Regions from separate parts of the Homo sapiens genome. Here region 2 is linked to region 1. Evidence: chromatin loops called from intact Hi-C (ENCODE). Cell type or tissue: gastrocnemius medialis. All regions are shown on one strand. Links, peaks and the distances in the headings refer to the core of each region. The heading gives the core; the rest is flanking DNA.

Region 1 (2,813 bases), core at 28-2,527:
ATCTTCTATCTTCACAGTCCATATTTGCTCCATTTCTTACTTTACAACTTGCGTACATGGGATTATACAAATATTTTCCCAAGGTAAATTAATTTTTTTTCTAAATTTCGATGATGTGTTTGGATTGATTTATGACTAGCTAATTGAAGGAACTTAAAAATGTTAGTCCTGCTTACGGTCTGAATCAGTGCTACTCAAAGTGTGGTTTGCCCACTTATCTCCAAACTATGTGTTTGTGTTTGTTATACATTAAGTTCAAAAAATGAGTAATTGGCCGGGCGCAGTGGCTCACGCCTGTAATCCCCACACTCTAAGAGGCTGAGGTGGGTGGATCACCTGAGGTCAGGAGTTCAAGACCAGCCTGGCCAACATGGTGCAACCCCATCTCTGCTAAAAATACAAAAATTAGCCAGGTATGGTGACGCACACCTGTAATTCCAGCTACTCAGGAGGCTGAGGCAGGAGAGTTGCTCCAACCCAGGAGGCAGAGGTTGCAGTGAGCCAAGATTGCGCCACTGCACTGCTCCAGTCTGGGTGACAGAGTGAGACTCTGTCTCCAAAAAAAAAAAAAAAAAAAGAGTAATTAGAAACTTTTATAGCAATTTGACATTGCCATAACATTGTTATTCTGTTTTACAAAAATACTGTGGATTGAGGTCCTTCATGAAAAAGTGTGAATAGTACTTGTTTAAGCAAAGTATTAAATTTAATTAGTAAATTTAGTAATTCATTTTGTCTATAATAAAGGAAATTAATTAAAAAATGGATTTGATTATCTCATTGTACTTCATATTGGACACTTAATAGCAGTGCACTTTATCTTCAGTGTTGAGGGCCTGATATTTGCAATAAATATTTGGCCAATATTACAGAACAGAATGATGTTGAGAGTCAATGTTTACCTGGCCTACTTGACTACAGATATATACAGTTTTATGAGGCTTGGCTTGCCTGACATAGACGATAGCCTAACTAGTGTGATCGAATTTTGTGGGAGCTTTTTGCTGAAAAAATTGCTACTTGGCTGTCTGCGTGTTATATTTAATGGGCTGACAGACCTGTGTATGATTTTAATGGATTTGAAGCATTTGTATTTTTGAAGGGTCAAATAGGTCAAATATAAGAAGTAAAAGAGTAAATAACATTGTAATTTTAATTAAGCATTTGTTTAGAAATTCACCTTTGAGGCGGGGCGCGGTGGCTCACGCCTGTAATCCCAGCACTTAGGGAGGCTGAGGCAGGTGGATCACGAGGTCAAGAGATCGAGAGCATCCTGGCTGACAGGGTGAAATCCCATCTCTACTAAAAATACAAAAGTTAGCCGGGCGTGGTGGCAGGCACCTGTAGTCCCAGCTACTCGGGAGGCTGAGGCAGGAGAATGGCGTGAACCTGGGAGGCGGAGCTTGCAGTGAGCCGAGATTGCGCCACTGTACTCCAGCAGCCTGGGCGACAGAGCGAGACTCCTCAAAAAAAAAAAAAAAAGAAAGAAATTCACCTTTGAGGCTGGGCGCCGTGGCTCACGCCCTAATCCCAGCACTTTCGGAGGCTGAGGGGGGTGGATCACCTGAGGTCAGGAGCTCGAGACTGGCCTGGCCAACATGGCGAAACCCCATCTCTACTAAAAATATAAAAATTACCCAGGCATGGTTGCGGGTGCCTGTAATCCCAGCTACTTGGGAGGCTGAGGCAGGGAGAATCACTTGAAACTGGGAGGTGGAGGTTGCAGTGAGCCCAGACTGTGCCATTGCACTCCAGCCTGGGCAACAGAGCGAGACTGTCTCAAAAAAAAAAAAAGAAAATCACCTTTGAAACATTGATTGTAGTTTTGCAGTAGCAAAGTTTGGAACCTAAATGTCCACTGAGTGACTACATTAAAAAAAAAAAATTGGCCAGGCACGGTGGCTCATGCCTGTAATCCCAGCACTTTGGGAGGCCGAGGCGGGCGGATCAGCTGAGGTCGGGATTTCGAGACCAGCCTGACCAACATGGAGAAACCCCGTCTCTACTACAAATTCAAAATTAGCCAGGCATGGTGGCGCATGCCTGTAATCCCAGCTACTCAGGAGGCTGAGGCAGGGGAATCACTTGAACCCAGGAGGTGGAGGTTGTGGTGAGCCGAGATCGCACCATTGCACTTCAGCCTGGGCAACAAAGCAAAACTCCATCTCAAAAAAAAAAAAAAAAAAAAATTATAACGTATCTATTCAGAATGAAGATGCTCTCAATGTACTGACAATGGTAAGCTCTCCAAGAAATATTAAGAGAAAAAAAAACAAAATTCAGAATAGAATCTATAGAATCTATACTAATTTCTTTTTGAAAAGAAAAAATAATGTATTATTTGATTTTGCTTATATATGCATAAACAAACTGAAAGACTATACATGAAATTATTAACAATACTTATGTGTGTGATAGAGATGTATATATGGGTACTATGTAAATGGAAGAGAGAAAAGGGAGACTTTATATATTCTCCCAACAAAACAGCATTTTGTTATAGCAGGGTTTTTTTTGCTTGTTTGTTTTTGAGACAGAGTATCACTCTGTCGCCCAGGCTGAAGTGCAGTGGCACGATCTCAGCTCACTGCAGCCTCCGCCTCCTGTGTTCATTCTCCTGCCTCAGCCTGCCAAGTAGCTGTGACTACAGGTGTGAGTGACCACACCCACTTAATTTTTGTATTTTTAGTAGAGACGAGGTGTCACCGTGTTGGTCAGTCTGGTCTGGAACTCCCAGCCTCAGGTGATCTGCCCACCTGGGCCTTCCAAAGTGCTGGGATTACAGGTGTGAGCCACTGCACCTGGCCTGTTAT
Region 2 (2,813 bases), core at 47-2,546, 370 kb before region 1:
ACAGTCTATATACATCAATTCTTTTTTTTTAAATATATTTTAATTATACTTTAAGTTCTAGGGTACATGTGCACAACGTGCAGGTTTGTTACATATGTATACACATGTGCCATGTTGGTGTGCTGCACCCATTAACTCGTCACTTGCATTAGGTATATCTCCTAATGGTATCCCTCCTTTCTCCTCCCGCCCCACAACAGGCCCCTGTGTGTGATGTTCCCTTTCCTGTGTCCAAGTGTTCTCATTGTTCAATTCCCACCTATGAGTGAGAACACGTGGTGTTTGGTTTTTTGTCCTTGCGGTAGTTTGCTGAGAATGATGGTTTCCAGCTTCATCCATGTCCCTACAAAGGACATGAACTCATCCTTTTTTATGGCTGCATAGTATTCCATGGTGTATATGTGCCACATTTTCTTAGGCTAGTCTATCATTGTTGGACATTTGGGTTGGTTCCAAGTCTTTGCTATTGTGAGTAGTGCCGCAATAAACATACGTGTGCATGTGTCTTTATAGCAGCATGATTTATATTCCTTTGGGTATATACCCAGTAATGGGATGGCTGGGTCAAATGGTATTTCTAGTTCTAGATCCCTGAGGAATCGCCATACTGTCTTCCACAATGGTTGAACTAGTTTACAGTCCCACCAACAGTGTAAAAGTGTTCCTATGCATCAATTCTTGAAGAGATAATATTGAAAGAGGGATGATTCTCAAGCCCTTTCAATTTTTAGATAATTTGGAGAGGTATTTAATAAGTATATATACCTGGTTAATATATTTAAGTCATATGGTTCATTTTAGTTCACAATAACAAGGAAATGGAGTTAGTCTGTGTCTCAAAATAGATGGTATAGTGTCTGTAGGTGTTTACGTGGCCTCCTTAGTGGCCTTAATGTTCAACTTTTTAAATTACCACGCTGGATTTCCAGGTTACAAGAGGACCCACCTGTGGGTGTCAGTGGCGCACCATCTGAAAACAACATCATGCAGTGGAATGCAGTTATATTTGGGTGAGTTGAAAGGTTTAACAAATAATAGGTGTGTGCTGAATCTTTAAGAAAAGTAAACATATAACAACTGTCTAGGAAAAGAAACTGAGGTGGAATGAGAGATCTTAAGGACTAAAACTGCAAGATAAATTAGAAAAAAAAAATATTTCAATTAGAGTTTTGGCCCAGCACAGTAGTAGCTCAACGCCTGGGAGGATCGCTGGAGCCCAGGAGTTCACCAGCCTGGGCGATATAGTGAGACAGTGAGACTCTGTCCCCTCCCCACCAAAAAAAGTTTTGGCCCAGTCTGGGCAACATAGTGAGCCCTTGTCTCTACAAAAAGTATAAAACTAGCTGAGCATGGTGGTGCATACCTGTGGTCCCAGCTACTTGGAAGGCTGAGGCAGGAGGATCACTTGAGCCCAGAAGTTTGAGGCTGCAGTGTGCCATGATTGTGCCACTGCCCTCCAACATGGGCAGCCAGCAGAGCCAAGATCCTGTATCAAAAAAAAAAAGGAAAAAGTTTCAGCAGTTATATAAAGTTTATTTGCTCTTTGATGTTATTACATATGGTTTTATAATCTCTTGGGGTTTTACTTTTAAAATACTATTCAAAACTAAATGGAATGGAATAATAAAGGAGAAACAATAAGTTACTTTATATAAAACATATCACGCAAATGCTCTCATTCTGTTGGAGCTGTTAAAAGGTTTGGAACCAAAAATATTAAGAACTTCCACTGTGGCAAGAATTTAAGCGAAAATGATTCACAGCCCAGTGTGAAATAACAGAATGCAGCCATTTGAGAAGCAGTTGTAAATTTTACCTACTATGTATATTGCGTATATGCTTTTTAATTTAAAATTTCCTTATGCTTTTTCTTTGGTTTTTCTAGACTTGATCTATTTTTTCTTTCATTCCTTTGAAACTAGAGTTTTGCATTAAAAAGTAAAAGGAGTATGTTGATAAACAGAATTCTGACACTACAGAATCAGCTACAAGAGTCTACATTTAAAGACTAGTGGAAAATGAGTGAAGTTCATCCTCATAAAGTACTTCTGAATTTGAGTTGAATACATGGCACCTTCAGGATATTATCCTGCTGCTTTGAGATCCTGAATATGCCTTGCAAGTAATAATTAAACTTTATGCTCCATCCTGGCTAACACGGTGAAACCCCGTCTCTACTGAAAATACAAAAAAAAATTAGCCGGGCGAGGTGGCGGGCGCCTGTAGTCCCAGCTACTCGGGAGGCTGAGGCAGGAGAATGGCGTGAACCCCAGGGGGCGGAGGCTGCAGTGAGCCGAGATTGCGCCACTGCACTCCAGCCTGGGCGACAGCGAGACTCCGTCTCAAAAAAAAAAAAAAAAAAAAAAAAAAAAACTTTATGCTGCTGCTTAGGAAAGATGAAATTGGGATGTGGGGACAAGGATCTGAGCAAACAAATCTGGCTTTTTGGTGACAACTATGCTTAGCCTATTTGAACAAGAGTTATGGCTCCATTGGAAAGCAGGACACTTGGGTTTAGCATCATAACTAGAGTATTGCTTTACATCATATTGCTGTAAAATGAAAAGATGTCTTTTCCTCTTAAGAATATACATATGGGCCAGGTGCGGTGGCTCACGCCTCTAAATCCCAGCACTTTGGGAGGCTGCGATGAGTGGATCACCTGAGGTCAGGAGTTCGAAACCAGCCTGGCCAATATGGTGAAACCCCGTTTCTACTAAAAATACAAAAATTAGCCAGGCATCTGTAATCCCACCTACTCGGGAGGTTGAGGTAGGAGAATCACTTGAATCCAGGAGAAGGAGGTTGCAGTG

Evidence for each region. Hi-C counts contacts between places; a loop is a spot of excess contacts. Peaks named below come from ENCODE experiments on the same cell type or tissue, not always from the same donor. Only the 100,000 strongest peaks of a DNase experiment are listed, where the experiment ranks them.
Region 2: a loop joins it to region 1, with 2.0 times the contacts of the local background. A loop is called at or near these places in 17 of 110 quality-filtered maps.

What each region holds. Positions count from the first base shown.
Region 1 is chr5:134,743,970-134,746,782 of GRCh38, forward strand. CAMLG (calcium modulating ligand) reads left to right here. Exons shown (of 4, transcript NM_001745.4): 3 at 18-83. Among named protein-coding and RNA genes, the nearest start is that of CAMLG, 6.8 kb to the left of the region's middle. In gastrocnemius medialis, for the core only: no CTCF peak of the experiment used is centred there; no DNase peak of the experiment used is centred there.
Region 2 is chr5:134,373,454-134,376,266 of GRCh38, forward strand. It overlaps UBE2B (ubiquitin conjugating enzyme E2 B), which reads left to right. Exons shown (of 6, transcript NM_003337.4): 2 at 930-1,010. Among named protein-coding and RNA genes, the nearest start is that of UBE2B, 3.3 kb to the left of the region's middle. In gastrocnemius medialis, for the core only: a CTCF peak has its summit at 986; no DNase peak of the experiment used is centred there; H3K4me3 peaks cover 1,094 bases; H3K27ac peaks cover 1,630 bases.